Linked DNA regions of Homo sapiens: all the other regions are linked to region 3. The links are chromatin loops, found by intact Hi-C in ENCODE. Cell type or tissue: B cell. All regions are shown on one strand.

Evidence for each region. Peaks named below come from ENCODE experiments on the same cell type or tissue, not always from the same donor. Only the 100,000 strongest peaks of a DNase experiment are listed, where the experiment ranks them.
Region 1: a loop joins it to region 3, with 22 times the contacts of the local background. A loop is called at or near these places in 79 of 110 quality-filtered maps.
Region 2: a loop joins it to region 3, with 22 times the contacts of the local background. A loop is called at or near these places in 17 of 110 quality-filtered maps.

What each region holds. Positions count from the first base shown.
Region 1 is chr10:12,653,063-12,661,062 of GRCh38, forward strand. The region is part of intron 2 of CAMK1D (calcium/calmodulin dependent protein kinase ID); the gene reads left to right. MIR4481 (microRNA 4481) reads right to left here and starts at 135; the gene lies at 76-135. RefSeq lists an enhancer at 3,140-3,199 and a silencer at 3,528-3,822. In B cell, CTCF peaks have their summits at 3,666 (motif pointing left) and 3,865; a DNase peak (open chromatin) is centred at 3,659; H3K27ac peaks cover 789 bases.
Region 2 is chr10:12,481,136-12,489,135 of GRCh38, forward strand. All of the region lies in intron 1 of CAMK1D (calcium/calmodulin dependent protein kinase ID), which reads left to right. Among named protein-coding and RNA genes, the nearest start is that of MIR4480, 94 kb to the right of the region's middle. RefSeq lists enhancers at 1,289-1,895, 3,924-3,973, 4,024-4,283. In B cell, a CTCF peak has its summit at 4,319; DNase peaks (open chromatin) are centred at 1,186, 1,596 and 4,316; H3K4me3 peaks cover 1,720 bases; H3K27ac peaks cover 2,898 bases.
Region 3 is chr10:12,249,097-12,257,096 of GRCh38, forward strand. It overlaps CDC123 (cell division cycle 123), which reads left to right. Exons shown (of 13, transcript NM_006023.3): 12 at 485-622; 13 at 1,215-1,493. The coding sequence ends at 1,241. Among named protein-coding and RNA genes, the nearest start is that of CDC123, 57 kb to the left of the region's middle. In B cell, CTCF peaks have their summits at 3,951 (motif pointing right) and 4,151; a DNase peak (open chromatin) is centred at 3,985; H3K4me3 peaks cover 332 bases; H3K27ac peaks cover 539 bases.

The sequences.
Region 1 (8,000 bases), 400 kb after region 3:
GAGAACCTTCTTGCTGTGGGGAACTCTTTCTGCAGAGTCCTGAGGCATTGTGGGGCATCACATGGCTGGGGGGCTGAGCGTGCTCATGTGCTAGCTTAGGTCTCCCTTCCTCTTAAAAAACCACCAGCCCACTCCTGTGATGACCCATTAATCCACAAATGGGTTAATCTATTCATAAGGGCAGAACCCTTGTGATTCAGTCACCTCTAAAAGGCCCCACCTCACAATACTGCCACATTAGGGATTGCATTTCAGTGTGAGTTTTGGAGGAAACAAATATTCATACCATAGCACAGAGTTGTCCTTATTATGCACACTGATAGAGATGATCAGAAAATAAGAAATTATGTTTAAAAACACACATACAATGAACCACAAACACCCTAATTCATTCCCAACATATGAGTGCTTGAAAGATGTTTTCTTCCATTGGAATGTGCCTGGTTATCTGAAGCCTGAGTGTGACCTGAGCCAACCATGTGACAACGTTAATTACTGATGTGCAAAAATTAAAGAACACTCAATTCTGCACCATCATCTCTGAATGTGGGCACTTTCCCAGAATGATGAGGAACATTATACAGTATGAGTTCAATCCCCCTAAGTCTGACAGTGAACTGAAATTAGATGGTTGTTCAAAACAGACTTCCCTCTCTGTTTTTCATCTTACTATTTTCATCTCATCTTTTTCTTTTACAATTGGCTTCCCACTTTCTAAATAAATGTTGCCATACCCCAGTAGCTTTAGTGCAATGCCTAGGATCATTTTGGCCTGTGTTCCTGATGCTTCATTATCTCGTTTGAATGAAAGAGCAGCACTGGGTCCTCCAATTTCAGTAGGTGCTATTCAGGGCACCTGTTGGCTTGACATGGTCATGGGTTTGAGTTGTGAAATATGGACCCTTCCATGTGGGTATCAGCACAGAGAAAGCACAGGACATTAGTGGTAGGAAAGAAAAAAGAAACAATACCTTTCCCCTAGATTCCAGTGCATTATTTTGTTTCCCTTCCACTTACTTATCCTCATATAAATGCAAGTGTTCAGAGCTAGAAACCTCAAAGATGCTTCCTGAATTCAAGCCCAGCGTCTTCAATCTGGGGCACAGAGTATGTGAAGGAAGCTGCAGGATACACCCCAGCAGTTCTGTGTCATTAACAGTATTTCATACAGGAATAGCTTCTAAATTCACCTTGTAAGCATCCACAGTGAATCTGAAACAAGCTTTCTGAGATTTCCCTTTCTAAGGTGATTTGGTGTATGTGGGTTCTCACATCAGTGAAGCTAGGAAATCCAAGCTACAAGAGTTAATCTCTGTTTCAAGGCGGGTAAACACCTTAATGTTTTCTGAGACTCCTGGTGCTAATTTTCATGTTTAAAATGCCCACAGAAATATATATTACCCTTTGACAAAAAGTTACCAAAAGATTCAAAGAAGGAAATGACAGTATTCCTTTAAATGTGTTAGTGTTTCAAAGTCTTGCTAAGAAATAGTAGAAGAAGTATTACTAATACTACTTGCTAAGAAATATTAGTTGCTAATACTATTATACTTGCTAAGAAATGTTATTTTTTTCATATTCTTATCCTGAGAGGAGTAATGGGTTGGCCATGTAGCCTTAAATCTTTATCCTTAGGACACCCTGGATCTTAACCTTTAAAAATCAGACTTATTATCAAATAAATGTATTCAGCCTAGATAAATTTAAAATGGGCACGGAAGCCACGAAGTTATCAGCTCTGAAGTATCTAAAGTTGAACCCTTTCCCATGACCTAAGATTCTCAGTAATTTAGTAATAAATGACTTACCAGTGGTTCTCAAACTTGGCTGCACGTTTGAATCACTGGAGAAACTATAAAGAACTTGTTACGCCTAGGCCACGCCGCAGGCCAATCAAATCATAATCTCCAAAAATGTTCCAGTTATTAGTACATTTGGAACTCCTCAGATAATTCTAGCACGTATCTGAGCTTGAGACCCATTGGATTAGGCCGTTCCTGCATTGCTATACAGAAATACCTGAGCCTGGGTAATTTATAGGAAAAGAGGTTTAATTGGCTCACAGTTCTGCAGGCTGTACAGGAAGCATAGTGCTGGCATCTGCTCGGCTTTTAGGGAGACCTCAGGAAACTTACACTCATGATGGAAGGCAAAGGGGGAGCAGGCATGTCACATGGTGAAAGCAGGATCGAGAGAGAGTGGGAGGGGGAGGTGCCACACAAGAAGCCACTGTCGCAAAGACAGCACCAAGCCATGAGGGATCCACCCCCATGACTTGAACACTGCCCTCTAGACCCCATGTTCAAGCATTGAGGATTGAAATTCAAGATGAGATTTGGGCAAGAAAAACTATCCAAACTGTATCACCCATTCACTGGTAACTTCTCATGGATGGTAACAGAAATAGGAAAGAAATACACAGTCAAATCTTAGAACCTTTTTTCATTCTGGTGTGTAGCTTTGGAATGTCTGGAGTCTGTAAGACTTTTGGAAGGTGAGAATTAATTGTTCATTCATTCATTCATTCTTCCATAAACATTCCTTGAGTGTTGATATGTGCTGGATTTTTCACACTGGATTTTTCACACTGAACTGGACCTAACTTATTTCTCCTTTGGTCGAAAGACCGCCAGGCCTCAGCTGGACCTCTAGAGCCATTCTAGACAAGAGCAAATCACTTGGGCGTTTCTGTATTAGTCCAGGCATTGTGGATGCTGATGTGGGAGAAGGAAAAGTGGGTCTTTTCTGTGTAAACAACTTCATGTCTCAAGAAAATTCTGTTCTGTGTCCAGCTGACAAACTTGTCTGTGCAGATAAAGAACCTATTGATGCACAAGTTGTCACCAGGCTTCTGTGTAGCAAAGACTATTCCAGAGAACACTGAATATGGACTTAGAGTCAAAGTTGATGGTTCTCATAGATACCTTAATGCACTTTGCCTCATTATAAGTTTAGATTCATTGATTGTTAGAGTTGGAAGAGACCTTGGGGACTTTCTGGTCTGGCTGGTTGATTTCTAGACAAGGAAACCGAGACCCAGGAAGGGGATGTGACCAGAATGTGGTCATAGTGTCAGAGACAGAACCAGCTCGTTGATGCCCCTCCTGTGGGACCATTACAGGCTCTAGCACTGCATCCCTACACATATGAGTGCTAGCTATGCCCCCACAGTGGGTACCCTGCATTGTACTAAGGAGGCCTGGGGTGCTATTAAGAAAATACCTTCAGGACCAGCCTGGGTAACATGGTGAAATCCCATCTCTACAAAAATATGCCAAAATTAGCTGGGTGTGGTGGCACATGCCTGTGGTCCTAGCTACTTGGGAGACTGAGGTGGGAGGATCACTTGAGCCTGGGAGGCAGAGGTTGCAGTGAACCGAAACCACACCACTGCGCTCCAGCCTGGGTGACGGAGTGAGAGACCCTGTTTCAAAAAAAAGAGAAAAGAAAAAAACCGCCATTTGTGCACAAGGGTTTTTATTGTCATTTGTTTGTTTGTTTATAAGGATTCAAGGAAAAACTCATTTCACAATCAGTATCAACATGTAGTACTTAATCTTTAAAAAACAACAACAAAACTAGCTTACAGACTTAAGAGCTTAGTTGATTTAGGTATCATAGTCTTGGCTCCTTAGTTGCCCATTGAGTATAGCTCCATCTTCTGGCAGCAAAGAGAGGTGATTTGAAGCTTAGGATTTTGAATTCTGCTCATTTCTTGAAGTGGCCTATGGTCTACAACACAAGATCTCTAACTATACAGTAATATGTTACATGTGTGTGTGTATATACATTTTTTTTACATAAACACATATATATACACGTGGATAGATAAATAACAAGATGACATATTTTGATGTTCATTTAACAAATGAGAAATCAAATCAGAAAGTATTTAACGACTTGTTCAAAGTCTTGCAGTTAGATGTATCAGAGCTAAGACGCAAGCTAATCTCTTGATTGCTTGTGCAATTCCACTAATCAGTATGCATTTCTTTTTGTGTGCACTTTTATGGATATATTTTGGTAAACTTGGTGAACTTGGTTAATGATTTTCATCAAGAACTTTTTAAAAGCACCTTTCTGGCCAGGCACGGTGGCTCATGCCTGTAATCCCAGCACTTTGGGAGGCCGAGGCAGGCTGATCACGAGGTCAAGAGATCGAGACCATCCTGGCCAACATGGTGAAACCCCGTCTCTACTAAAAATACAAAAATTAGCTGAGTGTGGTGGCGCATGCCTGTAGTTCCAGCTACTCGGGAGGCTGAGGCAGGAGAATCGCTTGAACCTAGGAGGCTGAGGTTGCATTGAGCTGAGATTGTGCCACTGCACTCCAGCCTAGTGATGGAGAGAGACTCTGTCTCATAAAAATAAATAAATAAATAAATAAATAAATAAAAACACCTTTCTGTAAAAGTTGGGCAATACAACAGTTTAGCAACTTGACTGTTCTTGGGTTCAGTGAGAGAATGAAGCGCTAATGCTTAAGACATTTATTGTCTACACTAAATTAACTTTCTCCTTTGCAGCTAGAATGGTGCTGTCTTGGAGGACTGAGAAAGTAGTCACTTGAATCATTTTCTGTGTTCTGTGGTTCAGATGAAGAGCCCCAGTTGAGGAAAAACTGGAAAGTGAGAATCTTCTACTCTAGTACTTTCTGAAGTGTTTACTCACTGGTTTGATATGTATCCCTCTAGATGTTTTACTCTGCCTGTAAGATCATTTAAATATACACACACACATTTACATACAAACAGATACCTGGATACAATGCAGTACAGACAGCAAGGTGATCCAAGAACTGGGGTGGGCCAGGTGCGGTGGCTCACACCTGTAATCCCAGCACCTTGGGAGGCTGAGGCGGGCGGATCAACTGAGGCCAGGAGTTCGAGACAGCCTGACCAATGTGGTGAAACCCTGTCTCTACTAAAAATACAAAAATTAGCTGGGCATGGTGGCACGTACCTGTAGTCCTAGCTACTCGGGAGGCTGAGAGGAGAATTGCTTGAGCCCAGGAGGTGGAGGTTGCAGTGAGCCGAGATCGTGCCACTGCACTCCAGCCTGGGTGACAGAATGAGACTCTGTCTCAAAAAAAACAAAGAACTGGGGTGACCCAGAGGAAAGGTGATTGGTGCTGCAAGCTGTGAGAAACAGCAAAGGGTTCTCAGTGGAGGTGATAGAGAAATGAGTCTTAAAGGATGAGTATTTTCGTAAGAAGACAGGAGAGTGATGAGCACACTCAGAGACGAAGGTGTGCATGGCTGGGGAGGGCGGGGTGTGCGAGACCTGCCGGGGTTCAGTAAAATGTTGGTGTGGGGCAGGGTGGAAGATGATGTGGGATGGGCAAGTAAAGACCAAGTGATAGGGGAGGGGGGCAGGGAAGTGCTTGGGAAAGGGAAAGTCATGGTCCATGCCTAGTGCTCCACCCCCAGGCCTATGTGCACAAAACTAGGTAAGGACAGGCATTTCTGTTTTTGTGCCCAAATGTTGCCTTCCCCAAGACCACCCTGGCCCACCATGTCCCCATCCTGTGCCTATAAAAACCCTGAGACCCTAGTGGGCACACACACAAATGGCTGGACATCAAGAGGAATGCACCGGCAGACCCACAGGCAGCAGAAGACACCATCAGGCCATTGACCAGCAGAAGGACGTGGAGTTTGGCTGGGGCAGTTGGAGGAGAGCCCAGCCGCTGGGCAGCATGACTCCAGGGGAAACCACCTTCCCACTCCATTCCCCTTCTGGCCTCCCCTTCCACCTCACTGAGAGCTACCACTCCATAAGAAACTTTGCACTCATTCTCCAAGCCCACGTGTGATCCGATTTTTCCGGTACACCAAGGCAAGAACCCCAGGATACAGAAAGCCCTCTGTCCTTGTGATAAGGCAGAGGGTCTAATAGAGCTGATTAACACAAGCTGCTTACAGATGGCAAAACTAAAAGAGCACCCTGTAACACATGCCCACTGGGGCTTCGGAAGCTGTAAGCATTCACCCCAGATGCTGCTGTGGGGTCGGAGGCCCACAGCCTGCCCGTCTGCATGCTCCCCTAGGATTATCAACAGCTGGCACTGAGAACGTGAGCCAGTCCCCCTGTCGCACACCCTGCAAGTGGGATAAGGGAACTTTTCCCATTTCACAAGTAACAAGTGACTTGTAAGCCATGCCAGTTGTTTGAACTTTCTCCTGTACTACAGGGAGCCAGTGCTGGATTTCATGCTAAGAAGTTTTATCAGTTCTATATTTTGGAGAGATCACTCAGGAGACAGCACGGAAAATGGATAGGAAGAGAGTGAGACCAGAGGGAGTTGGGGAGAACAATTAAGTGATTATAAACTGTGAGTGATCATCTGTGAGATAGGAATAATAATGCCTACTTTATAAGGCTGTTGCAGAATGAAATAACACCTGCCAATGTGCCTGTTTATTAAAATGAAAGGTATTACTTTTAATACCATCTGGCCAATATTTCAGTGCTATCACTGTTCTTGTGACTGACAATATCCCAATTTTCTCAGCATTATTTCCCACACTGATTATAATGTGAGAAAACAAGAATTTGACCCTAGTAAGGAGGAAATGATTTTTTTTTCAGTTTCGAAAAAACATAAGCGTTTACTTAGATAAACGGGAGGGTTTGCCAAGACATCACAATATTCTTCAAGTACTTTTGAGGCAATTCCATGCCAGGGAACCACGCCTCTCTTTTTGTGTGAATAAAATTTCAGCTTTCTGGGCTGCTTAGAGTGACAATGGTGGGTAGTGAAAGACCTGGTCCTCTATGGCCTTTGCTTGCGGAGAGAGGCCTTTCCCAGACTAGACTGTAAACCCGGAAGTGCCTGAAAAGCGGACCGGAAGCTGATTGCGGCTCGTTGACGTAACTTTCTCCTTGCACATTGCAGGGCAATCTGTGCCTCGCTATCCCCACCTCATCCTCTCTTATAATCAGTTTCACTCTTGTCTCTCCCTTCCGATTGTATTTTCTTACATCCCTTGTCTTCATCTGGCGTTCATAACCTAAGTAGGTCAATGCCCATTACTAGAGAATGGCAATAGCAAGGAAAGGCATTTTGTGGTCTTTTGCTTCCTCTGAATTACCTCATAATTGCTTCCAGGGATGCCCTGCAGATCAGTAAAATGATCGAATGGAAAAAGTGAGAAATGCTGAACTTTTTTTCTCCTCTCTTTTGTGCTTTGCTTTTTCTTTCTTTTTCTTAAATTTTCCTCATTTGCCATGGAGTTAAAAATTTGTGAATCCTTGAACTGGGGTACATGAGGCTGGAGGGGAAGATGTTACTCTCACTCCACAGAAGCACGTGTAGTCAGTAGCAGGCTGACCCTTTGGGTCCTGATGTTCCCTTACAAAGCTTGGGGGCTTTGTAACGGGGCCTGTTTGTACATTTGGTATCAGTTATTTTTTATGCATGAATTAATTTTAAAATGTTTTCTTGGCTTTTTCTGGAGTTTTCTTGCTTGGCTGTCAGTTACTATATGGACAGAAGTCTGCTTCAATGCCCATGTGCTTTTTTCCCATTCAAGTTGACTCTCTCTGCCTGGACCCACTTCCCTCTACCATTTCTGTGCATTATTGGAGATTATGGAGGCTTTCATGTAGGTTGCCATATAAACCATTTTCTCTCTGTATATAGATGTGTCAGCTCATGCTTACTTTGGGCCTGGTAAATGATAAGTGATGAAAATTAAGTTGAGTTTCTTTTTATCACCTGAAGTTGTTTTCAGTGACATTATTATGGCTTTGAATTACGCACATTTCAGGACATTTTGCTGTTTGAGAGTCAACATCCCTTATGGATGAAGATCCTCTTGGCCATACTTTGGAAAGAGTGTTGACCTCTGGGATTTCGCTGTGCTAGTTGACAGAATCTCCATTTTCCATTTGCCTATAACTGACATCTCTGCCTCTTTTCTCTGTTCAGTTGATTCTCTTTTTTGATGACACTAGCAGATATGGGCTAAGGAGAACCTCTTTCTAATTACTCTGGA
Region 2 (8,000 bases), 230 kb after region 3:
CAGCCATTATTCCAGAGATCACAAGATTTGCAACTTCCCCAATTACTCCTGTAAATAACATCACTATTGTGGTGTTAGAACCCAAGATGGGCCTTTTGAGATGTCTTTTCCACCTTTTGCATTTCTGATGACCAGGTGGCCCCACCTGGACCCTCAACTCTTGGCTCAGCCAGTCCTGTGGCCCCACCTAGAAAGGGACTCAGTACACCAGGACCATTTTCCAAACCCCTATGATTGCATTCCCAGCCAATCAGCAGCACCCATTCCCTTAGTCCTTGACCCACCAAACTATCTTTGAAAAACCGTAGCCTCTGAGGTTGATTTGAGTAATAACCTGTCTCCCATGTTGTGTGGCTGGCCTTGTGTCAATTAAACTCTTCTCTTTTTTTTTTGAGATGGAGTCTCGCCCTGTTGCCCAGGCTGGAGTGCAGTGGCAGGAACTTGGTTCACTGCAACCTCCGCCTCCCAGGTTCCAGTGATTCTCCTGCCTCAGCCTCCTGAGCAGCCGCGATTACAGGCGTGTACCACCACGCCCGGCTAATTTTTATATTTTTAGTAGAGACGGGGTTTCACCATGTTGGTCAGGCTGGTCTCGAACTCCTGACCTGGTGATCTGCCCGCCTTGGCCTCCCAAAGTGCTGGGATTACAGGTGTAGGCCACCACGCCTGGCCTAAACTCTTTCTTGTTGCAATGCCATGGTCTCAGTGAATTGCTTTTGTCTGTGGAGTGGGCAGGAAGAACCCATTGGGCAATTACAAGCAGCCCAGGGAGCTCGGGCCTGCAGTCAGAGCTGGACACTGTGTGGATCACTCACGATGCTTAATAATTACTCTCCATCAGTCTGCTTAGAATGGCAGCAAATCCCTTCGTGATCCATCACATCTTTCTTGCAGGCTGGTGCAGTGTTTACCTCCACTGTAATGAAATGTGTTTCCCTTGAGGGGGTGGTTATTGGTATTTATAGAGCATCTTATAGCTGAAGAGCTCCAGAAGCAACAATTACCTCTTTAATCCTCTTAGCTTGTCTCTGAAAAGAGGGATGTGAACCGTAGCATAGTGCTGGCTCCTGCCTCCTCTCCTTTCTTCACCCCACCCCTGCCCACTAGAGTTTGCAGACTGTGCCCAGCAGCACTTTGGGAAGCTGGGGGTGGTTCTGGAGGGAATGAGGCCCTTCCCGCAGGTCACCTTTGGAGCTGGGTGGAGATGTAGGGCCACTTAGGGGACCTCCAGGTCAGCGCTTGCATCCACTTGTTTTATAACACCCGGTAGCCAAAATGGAGAAGTAACTTTCTTCCTGCTAAAGAAATCTCACCGGCCACTTTCACTCTTTATGCTCCAGGAAAGAAAGTTGGAATAATAGAATTTTTTTTTCTCTCGAAGCAGTGAATTCTTCTGTCTTGGGAGCCAGATTCAGAGGAATAGCAGAGAAAATGAAAAAGGATGAGGCCTGGGAACCTGCGGAACTTTTCCTGAGTGCTAATGGGTTTTTTCCCCCATATGCGTGTATACGTGACACACACATTTGCATTGATACCTACTGGGCCAGCTTGATGAACAGCCTGTGGCTGTGACTGTCTTTTGTTATGCACATGTAATTGCATTTAGTGGTAGCACCTGAAGATAGACTGCCAGGCGATAGGGCTAATTTTGGTCTCTGAACTCACCAAAGGGATGTCACGACGGTGCTGGAGAGCTCCTTGTTCACAGCCGCGCTTTCTGTTACTAAGGGTGGAAGAGACCTCCATAAATAACATTGCCGCTGCCGCTGTGGTTCAGGACGTTTTCAGATGGTAGGATCTCATATTTCAGGTGGTTAATAACCCTTTCCCTGCCCACATTACGGTGCTAGCTAAGTGTGCAAAAGAGATAATATGGTTAGAAAAATACTCATTTCTAGATCCCTGTTCCCATTTTTCTTTCTAATCTCTCATTCTAATGCCCAGCTTCCTCCCTGCCCTGCATTGCTGTCTGGGTGGACCTGGGTGTAGCCCCTATATTCTACCCTGTGGGAGACTCCATTCTGTGTTTGTGGAGCATCATTCAGTCTCATGCTTTATATTTTAATTTAATTTAATTTTTCTTTGAGACAAGGTCTCATTTGGTCACTCAGGCTGGAGTGCAGTGGCGTGATCATAGCTCACTGCAGCCTCAACCTCCTGGGCTCAAGCAGTCCTCCACTTCAGCCTCCCAAGTAGCTGAGACTACAGGTGTGCACCACCACGCCTGGCTAACTTTTGCATTTTTTGTAGAGACAGGGTCTTGCTGTGTTGCCCAGGCTGTTCTTGACCTCCTGGGCTCAAGCAATCTGCCCGCCTTTGCGTCCCAAAGTGCTGGGATTACAGCAGTCTCATGTTTAATTTTTCTTTAATTTCTATTTTTTAAAAATTTATTTATAAATTTTATTTTTTGTAGAGATGTGGTCTTGTTATGTTGCTTAGGGTCATCTCAAACTCCTGGCCTCAAGTGATCCTCTCGCCTGGGCCTCCCAAAGCAGTGGGATTACAGGCTGGAGTCATCACACCTGGCCTCTAAAAAAAGAGATCCAATTTTAATTTTTTTTTCCTTTTTGAGACAGAGTCTCACTCTGTTGCCCAGGCTGGAGTGCAGTGGCGTGATCTCGGCTCACTACAACCGCCGCCTCCCAGGTTCAAGTGATTCTCCTGCCTTTGCCTCCCTAGTAGCTGAGATTACAGGCGTGCACCACCATGAGCAGCTAATTGTTGTATTTTTAGTAGAGATCAGGTTTTGCCATGTTGGCCAGGCTGGTCTCAAACTGCTGACTTCAGGTGATTTACCCACTTCGGCCTCCCAAAGTGCTCCCAAAGGCATGAGCCACTGTGCTTGGCCTCCAGTTTTAATTTTCTTAATGAGCTGATTTTATAGCTGGTGACCCGGTGACTTCATGGGGGTGTGAGGTTGGTGCCCGCAGCCACAATCCTGGACTCGTAGAAGGCAGGCTTGGGTGGCGTTCCAAATGCTTCACTGCGCGCATCCAAGTGTCTGTCACCCATGAGCTTTGCAATAAGGAAGACATAAATATGCACCAGCTGGGCTCTGAGCTCCGGCTCAGCCTCCTCCCTGCTTTCAGCTTCCCACCGGGCATTGCAATCCCTGCTTCCGGCCCCGCCTGCTCTGCGGCTGGCAACACCAAGTCGCCATCTCTCTTCGTGTTTCACCTCCAGATACAGGAAAACGCGTGAACTCTGTGTTTGGAGGGAGGAGGGCCAATTACAGGAGATCCTGGGCTAAAACAGGAAGAAGAAACATGATTAAGGACTTTAAACAGGGATCACACAATCGTTCTTCTGCCTCCTTCCCTGCAGGAAGGCAGAGATCGGAGATGGAGAGCTGTCATTATCCTCCTTAATTATAGGAGAGAGCAGAAGTTCTTGGAAACACCAGCCAAGTCAGGGAGCCACTGGCAGCTGAGCTTACTTGTTCTTCCAAGATGGTGGAAGCCAGGCAGGGAAATAGCTGCGGGGAGGGTGAGCTCATTCACGGGGACCACTCAGCAGTGGAAGCGATGACGTCCCCTGGCCTCAGATGTGGAAAGTGTCTTCCAGGGGGCAGCTCGTGGAGGAGAGCCTAGCTTGTGGCTCTCTTGAGATGTTCTCCAGGTTTCTAACATGTGGCATGTGACTCCAGTGGAGAGGCCACTCTGCAGCTGCTCCTGTGGGCACAGTGACTCTGGGGGGGAGGGGGTGGGGCTGGGCTGGGCGTGTCATGGGAGGGCAGGTGTGATGACCAGGAAGCAGGGGTACCTCATGGTGTGCCCCGCAGAAATCTCTGCCCTTACTGGCTTCTTCCCTTCTCCTCCTACCCCAGGCCTTTTCTGTAATGTCACCGATTACCATCTGGTGTGGAAAGATTTGCTTTTCAGATTGGTGTGCTGAGCACAGCCGGACAGAGAGGAGGCTTTCGGGAAGGAAAGTCGCCTTCACGTCTTGCATGTTTTCACCGCTCCCCATACGGGTATTTCTAAGCAAGAATGCACACGGGCCTGAAATAGAATGCATTAGTAAGTGTAACCGAGAGGCGAAGTGTATTTTTAGCGAACATGGCTAAGGCAGATTATTACAGCGAGTGAGTGAGACCGAGCTAGGGGAGGAGGAGCTCCTGGGGTAGAGAGACGTGGCTGCCTCTCGGCTGTCCCTGGGGAGCAGAAGGACTGTGGCCAGTGGTGGCTCCTGGGATGGTCAGAGCTTCCTGGGGATTCTTTCTGGTTGTGGAGCTCCTCGTGCCCCCTGTCGTGGGGGAGGGAGTAGAAACAGGCAGCACAATGGTGGTGAAGCTTGGGCCCCAGGTTCAGTGGCGAGGTGGCCCCAGCTGCAAATGTGTCTGCTGCCACCTGCCTGTCCCAGGTGGAGGAGAGGGGAGGGCTGGTCACAGGGAGCCGGTGGGTCTGCAGGCTGCAGAGGCACTGCTCGTTGGGCCTGTAGGTGCTTTGGGAGTCCTGGAAGGGAGGGTGGGGCTTCGATTGTGACTACCAGATTGTGGCGTCTCTGCCACACCGCTCAAAACTCTAATTCAGCTTCTTTATCTGCAAACAGGAAATGTTAACGTTTTCTCGAGGAGTCATGAGTTCAAACAGGGTCACCGATAAGGGAGGGTTGGAACTTTCAGAAGAAAATTGCTAAATATGCCAAGATGTCATATTATTTTTTTCCCAGCATATTAACTAGGGCTTAAGACCTGATAGCCCTGTGAGTATGCGTCTGTCTCTTGTAGCAGCGCTGTTCGCTTAACAGAGCCAAATTCAGCCCAGAGTGAGTCTTTGGTGTCCATCCCAGGCTCTGGCTACCATGTCACCCAGACGGCCTGATTTGAAGGCAGTTTCCTTCCCAGGGACCACGGCAGAGTGCCACAAGATTAGCAGAGAGTCTCGTCTCCAGCTTGTTGACGTACGCTACAGGTCTTGGGATTTGCCAGCATCTTATAATTTTGTACAATAAATGAAGCACCCATGCAGTGCACACACACACGTACACATGCTATTAATTCTATGAGTCTTGGGACTTGCCAGTCTCTTTTTTTTTTTTTGAGACAGAGTCTCGCTCTGTCACCCAGGCTGGAGTACAGTGGCACGATCCCAGCTCACTGCAAGCTCCGCCTCCCAGGTTCTGGCCATTCTCCTGCCTCAGCCTCTGGAGTAGCTGGGACTACAGGTGCCCACCACCACACCTGGCTAATTTTTTGTATTTTTAGTAGAGATGGGGTTTCACTGTGTTAGCCAGGATGGTCTTGATCTCCTGACCTCGTGATCTGCCTGCCTCGGTCTCCCAAAGTGCTGGGACTACAGGCATGAGCCACTGCACCTGGCGGGGACTTGTCAGTCTCTTATAATTGCTTATGATAAATCATGCACCATGTACCCACGTGTGCATGTGTGCGCGTGCACACACACACACACACACACGTACAGACACTATTAGTTCTGTTTTTCTGGAGAACCCTAGTACAACTATCTGCTGAGTAAACTCCTTCTTTGTAGCCCAGCCAAAATGCCAGCTTCTCTGTTACAAGATTTTATAAAAAGGCAGCAATGAAGCAGAGCCGTGGAATTTGGGGTCTCTCTCAGTTTAATCTTTGTGTTACAGGCAGTGAGCCAGAGGCTTACAGCCCCGAGGGGCCCACTTTTAAAACATTTCATGCATTACCAGGCACTGTGGTTCATGCCTGTAGTCTCAGCTACTTGGGAGGCTGAGAAGGGAGGATCACTTGAGCCCAGGAGTTTGAGGCTGCAGTGAGCCATGATCGCACCACTACACCCCAGCGTGGGTGACAGAATGAGATCCTGTCTCTAAAAATGTAAAAATAAAAAAATTCACACATAAAACAAAACTGGGCAAAAGGAGAAATTTAGGAGCTAATTAAAAGAAAAAAAACACCTTTTATTTTAGGTTCAGGGGTACATGTGTAAGTTTGTGATATAGGTAAACTCATGTCATGGGGGTTTGTTGTACAGATTATTTCATCACCCAACTACTAAGCCTAGTAACCAATAGTGATTTCTTCTGATCCCCTTCCTCCTCCCATCCTCCACCCTGAAGGAGGCCCCGGTGTCAGCTGTCCCTCGCATTATGTTCATATGTTCTCATCATTTTAGGAGCTAAATTTTTTCATTAAAATAGGCTTCTCCTCAAGGTCTCTTTATCGGGTTTCCTCTTTTATATGGAAAATTTTGATTTATGTGAACTCTTCCAGGAATACATGGATTATTTCAAATGAACTACCCCACACTTCTTCCAGCCTCTAATTCATAAAATTGAGTGACCTTATTGATCAATTCACAAGGCTTATAATTTGATGACTTATTTCATGGACTGTCCTCTAACAGCTAACATGGACCTGGGAGTTGGCCTGTGGCAGAGACAGCCTGAGTTGATTTGTACTTTTGTTGATTTGAGTTTGATTTTATTGGGTTGACTCCAAAGTCATCCTTGAATCCTTTTCAAATCAATGCCTGCAGCGAGCTCAGCTCATCATTGCAATGCCACAGATCCCAGAAGAAAGGTGTCACGTAACTGGAATCACTTCTTGTGGATCCTACAAGGGGCTTTTGTCCTCAGAAAGATGCAGTCTGTTCTGAGGAGTCACTGGGACTGTGATTTTTCTGTCTGTTCTAACAGCAGAATGTTGGTTCTCTGTAGACCCTGAGGAGTATTCAGCAAATGTCAATATTAGCTGAAATGGGAAGTGTGGATTTGGGACAACAAATTACCTATAGCATAAAAATACCTATTTAATACATGCTTGTTAAATAGACATGGGTTCATGGCTCCTCCAGCCATGTTGAAATAAGCTTGGCATTTCAGGATCTCAACAGAGCAACTTCACTTGATGAACACAAGCCTGGGAAATACGAGGGTATTTCCTAAAGTGCCAGGAAACCTCTTTTCCAAGCTCCACTCCCTTCACAGCCATCATTCCCTCTAATTCTCCCAACCCCATTCACTCTAAGTAGAAGAGACTGCTAACAACTTGCTATTGTACTTCACAGAGTTGGAAGTCTGGGTCAAGTTTCCAGTGTTGACTGTTGAATGGGTGCAGATTTTTTTTTCTGAGGATGGAGGCCTTCCAAGCCCCCTGAAATCGCAGAGGTGGGTGCCCAAATCCCAGATGTGATGGTGGTTAACACTCAGTGCTTCCCCTGTGCACCCTGGATGAGTATAGTATGAGGAAATGACTATCTTTAGAGTGTCTTCTGCAGGGCACAAAATGAGGGGTTGATTCCATGGATCAACTCACTATGAACATAAGCAGTGACTCCAGTTAGTGCAGATGGCAGAGGAGATTTTCATGAATACAGACTGTCTCCCTCAGTGGTCCCCAACCTTTTTGGCACCAGGGACTGGTTTCATGGAAGACAAATGTTTCCGTGGACTGGGATGGGGGATGGTTTCGGGATGATTCAAGCACATGACATTTATTGTGCACTTTACTTCTGTTATTATTACATTGTAATATATAATATATAACGAGATAATTCTACAACTCACCATCATGTAGAGCCAGTGGGAGCCCTGAGCTTGTTTTCCTGTAACTAGACAGTCCCATCTGGAGGTGATGGGAGACAGTGACAGATCATCAGGCATTAGATTCTCATAAGGAGTGTGGAACCTAGATCCCTCGCGTGCGCAGTTCACAATAGGGTTCATACTCCCGTGAGAATCTAATGGCGCCGCTGATCTGACGGAGGCGGAGCTCAGGCGGTGATGCGAGGGATGGGGAGCGGCTGTAAATACAGATGAGGTTTCGCTCACTTGCCGTCCCCCTCCTGCTGTGCAGCCTTTTATTTATTTATGTATTTATTTTTTGACATGGAGTCTCGCTCTGAGGCCCAGGCTAGAGTGCAGTGGTGTGATCTCGGCTCACTGCAAGCTCCGCCTCCCAGGTTCATGCCATTCTCCTGCCTCAGTCTCCCGAGTAGCTGGGACTACTGGCGCCCGCCACCGTGCCTGGCTAATTTTTTTATATTTTTAGTAGAGACAGGGAGTTT
Region 3 (8,000 bases):
CCAGTCTGAGAACAGAGCGAGACTTTGCCTCAAAAAAAAAAAAAAAAATAGTTTGGCATGGGTGCAACAGCCCACCTAGCCTATAATCTTAACACTTTGGGAGGCCAAGGCAGGAGGATTGCTTCAGCTCAGGAGTTCAAGACCAGCCTGGGCAACATACTGAGATATTTTCTGTACTAAAATTTAAAAAACTCAGCTGGGCGTGGTGGCGCATGCCTATAGTCCCAGCTACTTGGGAGGCTGAAGTGCGAGGTTCACCTGAGCCCAGGAGGTCGAGGCTGCAGTGAGCCACTGCACTCCAGCTGGAATTACAGACGTGAGCCACCGTGCCCGGCTCATTTTAACTTAAGCATCTTCCTTTCTCCTCATCAAGTACAGAGGAAAACATGGAGTTGAAATTGTTTTGCTAGGTTCTTTTTTAGTTCACAGAATAGGCCTAAAAATAAATGATTGATATTCTTTCTCCTTTTTCTTCTTTGTACAGGATTCCCCAGCTTTCCGTTGCACAAACAGTGAAGTGACAGTCCAGCCCAGCCCCTATTTGAGTTACCGGCTACCCAAGGACTTTGTAGACCTCTCTACTGGGGAGGACGCTCACAAGCTAATAGACTTCCTTAAGCTGGTAAAGTCTATGTGCATTTAGTATGCTGGCCATCTTTTCAAATAGACCTTCAAATTGGCTTTTATATAATATTTCATTGGAATCCTGTATCACCTAGACTTTGATGGTTATGAATGGAACCAAGTTACTGAGTTAGAGCATTTTCTAATTAAATATGAAATAGGAGCTGAAGGCATAATTTATTGATTAGAATGACAGAAAATGTTTTTATGCTGTACATGCCTTTTGAACATTTTTCAAAATACTTGTAACTTTGAAGAAAGTGTGTATATTGTTAGAAGGCTGTAAGGAGAGCAGGTCTCTGCTCTGGTGGTGATTTTACTCAAGAGGGGATGTGAATATTTATATTTTTGTGTGGATTTCTGTGTAGGAGTTTTTGTATGTATGGAAGAAAGAGAAGAAAATACTCAAATACCTGAGGATAATTTGCTCAGGAGTCAAAGTGATAAACTAGTTTAATGAATTAAAGCATGGTTTTCCATGACAATTTTTAATTACATCCTTTGCCAAGACCTCTAGAAAATTACACCTGCTGAGCAGATATCCCAAGGAGCATGTGCTATTTTAACATCCCCTTGGTTTTCTTTGACAGAAGAGAAATCAGCAGGAGGACGACTGATGAGCGTACTGGAACTGGAGAAGAGGAGGCCCCGCCCCACCGCTCCGGGAGCTGCTCATCAGCCGCAACTTCCTGCCGACCCTGATGCGGGTGGGCCGAGCAGTGTGGACATCAGCCACTTTTTATATTCATGTACATTCACCTGGGGAAAAAAACGGAGGGACTTTGCTACTTGTAAAAATAACATAATAAATAGATCTTAAACATAGGAAAACCATACTGTTCTGATAATAAAATGCTTTCTATGAAATACGTTGCTTTTCTACCGAGTCATTATTTTATTTATTTATTTTAATTTTAATTTTTTGAGACAGTCTCGCTGTGTCGCCCATGCTGGAGTGCACTGGTGCGATCTCGGCTCACTGCAACCTCCACCTCCTGGTTCAAGCGATTCTCCTGCCTCAGGCTCCCAAGTAGCTGGGATTACAGGTGCATGCCACCACACCCAGCTGAGTTTTATATTTTTAGTAGAGGTAGGGTCTCACCGTGTTGGCCAGGCTGGTCTGGAACTCCTGATCCTCAAGTGATTTGCCCACCTTGGCCTCCCAAAGTGCTGGGATTATAGGTGTGAGCCACCACGCCCGCCCTGTTTTGTTTAGGGACAGTCTTGTTCTGTTGCCCAGTCTGGGGTGCAGTGGCACAATCACAGCTCACTGCAGCCTCAATCTCCTGGACTCAGGCAGTCCTGCCTCAGCCTCCTGAGTAACTGGGACTACAGGTGCACACCACCACGCCCAGCTGATTTTTGTATTTTTTTGTAGAGATGGGGTTTTGCCATGTGGCGTTTTTAAAAGGCCACCATTTTTAAGTGATGATATCAATTGTGCCTAATTTACCGAGGCTTTATGATGTGCCAGACATTCTACTAAGAGCTCTTTCTGTATTAGTTGACATCACCAAGCAATTTGAAGGATACAGACATCACAATTTCCCAGGGTACCTGCCCGACGTGGTATCCGGTGGTAATCTTCGTCCTCAGTACTTGATCTTTGTATTCAGTACATCAGATGCCCTTTTTTTCTTTTTTTTAAGTAGTAGAGATGGGGTTTCCCTGTGTTGCCCATACTGATCTCAAACTCCTGGCCTTAAGCAATCCTCCTGCGTCAGCCTTCCAAACTGCTAGGATTACAGGTGTGAGCCACTGTGTCTGGCCTCAATTGCCATTTGTGGGGCCAGTTGTTTTTTTGTTTGTTTTTGAGATGGAGTTTTGTTCTTGTTGCCGAGGCTGGAGTGCAATAGTGCCATCTTGGCTCACCGCTACCTCTGTCTCCTGGGTTCAAGCGATTCTCCTGCCTCAGCCTCCTGAGTAGCTGGGATTACAGGCATGTGGCACCATGCCCAGCTAATTTTTTATTTTAAGTAGAGATGAGGTTTCTCCATGTTGATGGGGCTTGTCTTGAACTGCTCACCTCAGGTTATCTGCTTGCCTCGACCTCCCAAAGTGCTGGGATTACAGGTGTGAGCCGCCGCCCCTGGCCTCAACTGTTTAATGTACAGGTACTTCAGAAATACTTTTGTTTTTTTAAACTGCTTACAGGTGCCTATCCACCTATGATGGATTTAGTATCAAGGGTTGATTTTAAGTTTAGCTCTGGAAGCTGGCTTTGTCAAGATGGCATTTTACCAAGCCAAAAAAAAAGTAAATATATTTGATACCAATTGAAAACATTCAGACTAGGCTGGATGTGGTGGCTCATGCCTGTAATCCCAGCACTTTGGGAGCCCGAGACCGGCAGATCATCTAAGATCAGGAATTCAAGACCAGTCTGACCAATATGGTGAAATGCCATCTCTACTAAAAATGCAAAAATTAGCTGGGTGTGGTGGTGGGCGCCTGTAGTCCCAGCTACTTGGGAGGCTGAGGCAGAAGAATGACTTGAACCTGGGAGGCGGAGGTTGCAGTGAGCTGAGATTGCACCACTGCACTCCAGCCTGGGTGACGGAGCGAGCCTCCATCCCCCACAAAAAAGAAAACTATATTCAGACTATATAAAATAAAAAGACCCAAGCAAAATTTGGCAGAGAGTTCATAAACTGTACAATTCTCATTACACTTTTGCGCACATTTTCCTGGGGAAACTGGACTTCAACTCCCAGGTCACTTTCTAAAATGTGATTTTTGTGCATTGTTTACTTAGTGTATTTAATTTTAGTTGATTTTCCTGATGTTAATATCAGGAAATATAGGATACTATGCAGGAAATATTCTCCTAAAGCCCAGTATAATTTATGCCTGCCTAAAAATTACTTCTGTTTTAAGACAGAGTCTCACTCTATCTCCCAGGCTGGAATACAGTGGCACGATCTGAGCTCACTGCAACCTCTGCCTCTTGGGTTCAAGCAATTCTCCTGCCTCAGCCTCCTGAGTAGCTGAGATTACAGGTATGCATCACCACATCCAGCTAATTTTTGTGTTTTTAGTAGAGATGGGGTTTCACTATGTTAGTCAGGCTGATCTCAAACTCCTGGCCTCAAGAGATCCGCCCGCCTCGGCCTCCCAAAGTGCTGGGATTACAGGCGTGAGCCACCGCGCCCAGCTCTTAAGTTTTGAATCGTCCTTTTATTTTACTGGCATTTGTTCTTTCTTTGAGGTACCTCAGGCTTGTGCTTGAATTCAGAAAATGGAAACCTGTGTGCTTCCTCAGCGTGTCCCTGCAGTCCTTCCTTCTGAAGAGAAGACGCTGCTGCAGTTGCCTTTGAAGGGTTGGGGTAAATATGTGCTTTGTCCTGCAGGTGGTGTCATGTCGCATGGGCCTCCTGGAGACAGCACGCTTTGCCAGTTTTGTTTTCAAGAGTCTCATTTGATTTGCATTTTCTGAGTTCGTAAGGTTTTCTCATCTCAACCATTTCTCTTTTTGATGATTGAGGATCGTTAAAAAACAAGCAGAAACCTTATGTGACAGTTTTTTTGACTAAGTTTGTTACCTGCAAAGGGTAAGAAGAGTTTTCTGGAGTCCGTTAAGTGAGATAACTCATAAACCTGTAGCGTAGTGCACTGCACGTCACAGACCACAGACAAATGGTAGCTATTGTCAATCATTCTGCTTGGCAGACTTCTGTACAGTATATGAAAGGCACGTTCTTTTTAACAGAGTCAAGAAAAAAATATATATATATATTTAGTAGAGACGGGGTTTCGCCATGTTGACCATGGCTGGTCTCAAACTCCTGACTTCAGGTGATCCATCCACCTCAGCCTCCCAAAGTGCTGGGATTGCAGGTGTGAGCCACCACGCCCAGTCCCTTCTTTTCTTTTTTGACAGATGACGAAACTGCTCCCCAAAGATGTTGACTTTCCCAAAACCTTCCCTGTAGCAGGATCTAAACATTGTTTTATTCACATGTTGTCCTTGGCTCATGCTAAGGAAAGAATAAATCACGGTAAACTTACCACTCACACACAGTGCAGGTATGTATACACCTTAGAAAGATACAGCTGAGCACGGTGGCTCACGCCTGTAATCCCAGCACTTTGGGAGGCCGAGGCGGGCAGATCACAAGGTCAGGAGATCGAGACCATCCTGGCCAACATGGTGAAACCCTGTCTCTACTAAAATACAAAAAATTAGCCGGGCACGGTGGTGCATTCCTGTAGTCCCAGCTACTCGGGAGGCTGAGGCAGGCGAATTGCTTGAACCCGGGAGGCAGAGGTTGTAGTGAGCTGAGATCACGCCACTGCACTCCAGCCTGGCAGCGGAGTGAGATTCTGTCTCCAAAAAAGAAAAAAAAAGAAAGATGCTTGAGGACTAGGCCGTGCATGGTGGCTCATGCCTGTAATCCCAGCACTTTCGGAGGCCGTGTTAGGTAGATTGCTTGAGGTTAGGAGTTCAAGACCAGCCTGGCCGACATGGTGAAACCCCGTCTCTACCAAAACTACAAAAAATTAGCCAGGTGTGGTGGTGCGCACCTGTAATCCCCACGATTTGGGAGGCTGAGGCAGGAGAATCACTTGAACCTGGGAGGCAGAGGTTGCAGTGAGCCAAGATTGTGCCACTGCACTTCAGCCTGAAACAGCAAGATTCCATCTCAAAAACAAACAAACAAAAAGATTGAGGAACAGAAATCTAAGACATCGTAACAAAAATGTAGTGAAGAAATAGCTAAAAGTTATACGGTTAGGCAAAAAGTCTGGCATGAATGACCTAAAGAGAGAATGCATTCAGGTGCGTCTTTTTTTTTTTTTTAATCAAAGAAAACCAAAATAAAATGATACTGGCAACATAGTAAGACCCTGTCTCTAAAAAAAGTTGTTTTTTTTTTTTAAAGACAAATTAGCCAGACATGCTGGTGCATGCCTGTAGTCCTAACGACATAGGAGGCTGAGGCAGGAGGATCGCTTGAGCCCAGGAGTTCAAGGCTGCAGTGAGCTATGATCTCACCACTGCACCGCCTCCCCTCCCCGCGCAAAAAAAAAAAATAGATAAAAAGGAAAGAAAGGAAGAGTCCTGGCGCGGTGGTTCACACCTATAATCCCAGCACTTTTGGAGGCCAAGGTGGGTGGATCACCTGAGGTCAGGAGTTTGAGACTAGCCTGGCCAACATGGTGAAACTCTGCCTCTACTAAAAACACAAAAAAATTAGCCAGGCATTTTGGCACGTGCCTGTAATCCCAGCTACTCAGGTGGCTGAGGCAGGAGAATTGCTTGAATTTGGGGGGTGGAGGTTGCAGTGAGCCGAGATTGTGCCACTGCACTCCAGCCTGGGCAACAGGCACAGAGCCAGGCTGAAGCCCTAGTGTTCTCCAAACTGTCACCCCAGACTCACAATATGTACTAGATAAATTGCAGGTCGTCTTCTTTTCTTCCTTCCAACTGAGTTCATTCCCCCACCCTCCCTCTGTTTTCTCCTCCTAAGAAGTCATTTTGTTCAGCCACAGTTTATAAGCAGGGCCCACTGTTTAGGTCTGAGGAACAGGACAGGGTTGTACTAAGCACTTAGGCAATGATTCTTATCTGGGAAGGGCTGACAGCTTATTCTTTAATGTCTACAAATTGCTTTGAAGACAAAAAATGCTACAAAAATGTCAAGTAATGTTATTGCTTTTAGGAACATTTGTTTTCCACCTTGTGAAAGGCATATATCTCAGGTCAATGAAAGCTCAAGCTTCCAAAGCCAGACTGAGTTTCTCTCACTTACAAAAGAAGCATAGCCTCCTTTGCATGTATTGGTAATGCTGAGAGCATTGGAGTTCTTAGTTCTTTACAAAAAAAAAAAAAGTCACCAAAGAAAGAGGACACCAGGAGGCCGGGCACGGTGGCTCATGCCTGTAATCCCAGCACTTTGGGAGGCCGAGGCAGGTGGATCATGAGGTCAGGAGATCAAGACCATCCTGGCCAACATGGTGAAACCTCGTCTCTACTAAAAATACAAAAATTAGCTGGGCGTGGTGGCACATGCCTGTAATCCCAGCTACCTGGGACCCTGAGGTAGGAGAATCACTTGAAACAGGGAGTCGGAGGTTGCAGTGAGCCGAGATCGGGCCACTGCACTCCAGCCTGGCGACAGAGTGAAACTCCGTCTAAAAAAAGAAAGAGGACACCAGGAGCTGGACGCAGTGGCTCAAGCCTGTAATCCCAGCACTTTGGGAGGCCGAGGCGGGAGGATCAATTGAGGTCAGGAGTTCGAGACCAGCCTGACCAACATGGCGAAACCCCCGTCTCTACTAAAAATACAAAAATTAGCCAGGCGTGGTACTGGGCACCTGTAATCCCAATTACTCGGGAGGCTGACGCGGGAGAATCATTTGAACTCAGGAGGCACAGGTTGCAGTGAGCCGAGATCATGCCATTTCACTCCAGCCTGGGCAACAGAGCGAGACTCTGTCTCAAAAAAAAAAAAAAAAAAAAAAGCGCCAGGTAGGGACATAGGAAAGAAGGAATGGAGAGGAAGGAATACTCTCAAATACTTTTTTTTTTTTGGAGACTGGGTCATGCTCTATTGCCCAGGCTGGAGTTCAGTGGCATGATGATAGCTCACTGCAGCCTCCAATGGCTGCCCTCAAGCGATCTTCCCAACTCAGCCTCAGATGTAGCTGGGACTATAGGCACACACCACCATGCCTGGCTGATTTTACTTTCATTTTTTTTGTTACCCAGGATGGTTTGGAACCCCTAGACTCAAGTGAACCTCCCGTCTCAGCCTCCCAAAGTGCTGGGATTACAGGCATGAGCCACGATGCCTGGCCACTCTCAGGTCCTCATGGGGAAATAAATGGAGTATAAATGGATACAGCATTGTAAACAGACAATTTAAAAGACAGTCCGTGCAGAAAGGTCACTGGTACCTCTCAATGAGTTTATAGGTATGAGGAGTGAAAAGGACATCATATGGCCACCTCTCATCACCCTTGGTGGCCACAGACTTGTCTTTTTTGAAATCAAAATGAGAATGTCCAAATCAATCTTTTTTTCTGGCCAGCAGGGGGGAAGGGGGGATGGAGTCTTGCTCTCGTAGCCCAGGCTGGGGTGAAATGGCACAATCTTGGCTCACTGCAATCTCCGCCTCCCAGGTTCAAGCAAGTCTCCCATCTCAGCCTCCCTGGTAGCTGAGATTACAGGCACCCGCCACCACGCCCGGCTAATTTTCGTATTTTTAGTAGAAACGGGGTTTCGCCTCCCAAAGTGCTGAGATTATAGGCATAAACCACCGCGCTAGGCCCGAATGAGTCTTAAGAAAGGAGAGACAAAGATCCCAGGGTATGATTTGCTCACTTCTGGATTTTGAATGCAAAATAATGCTCCCCCAAAACTCGAATAATGG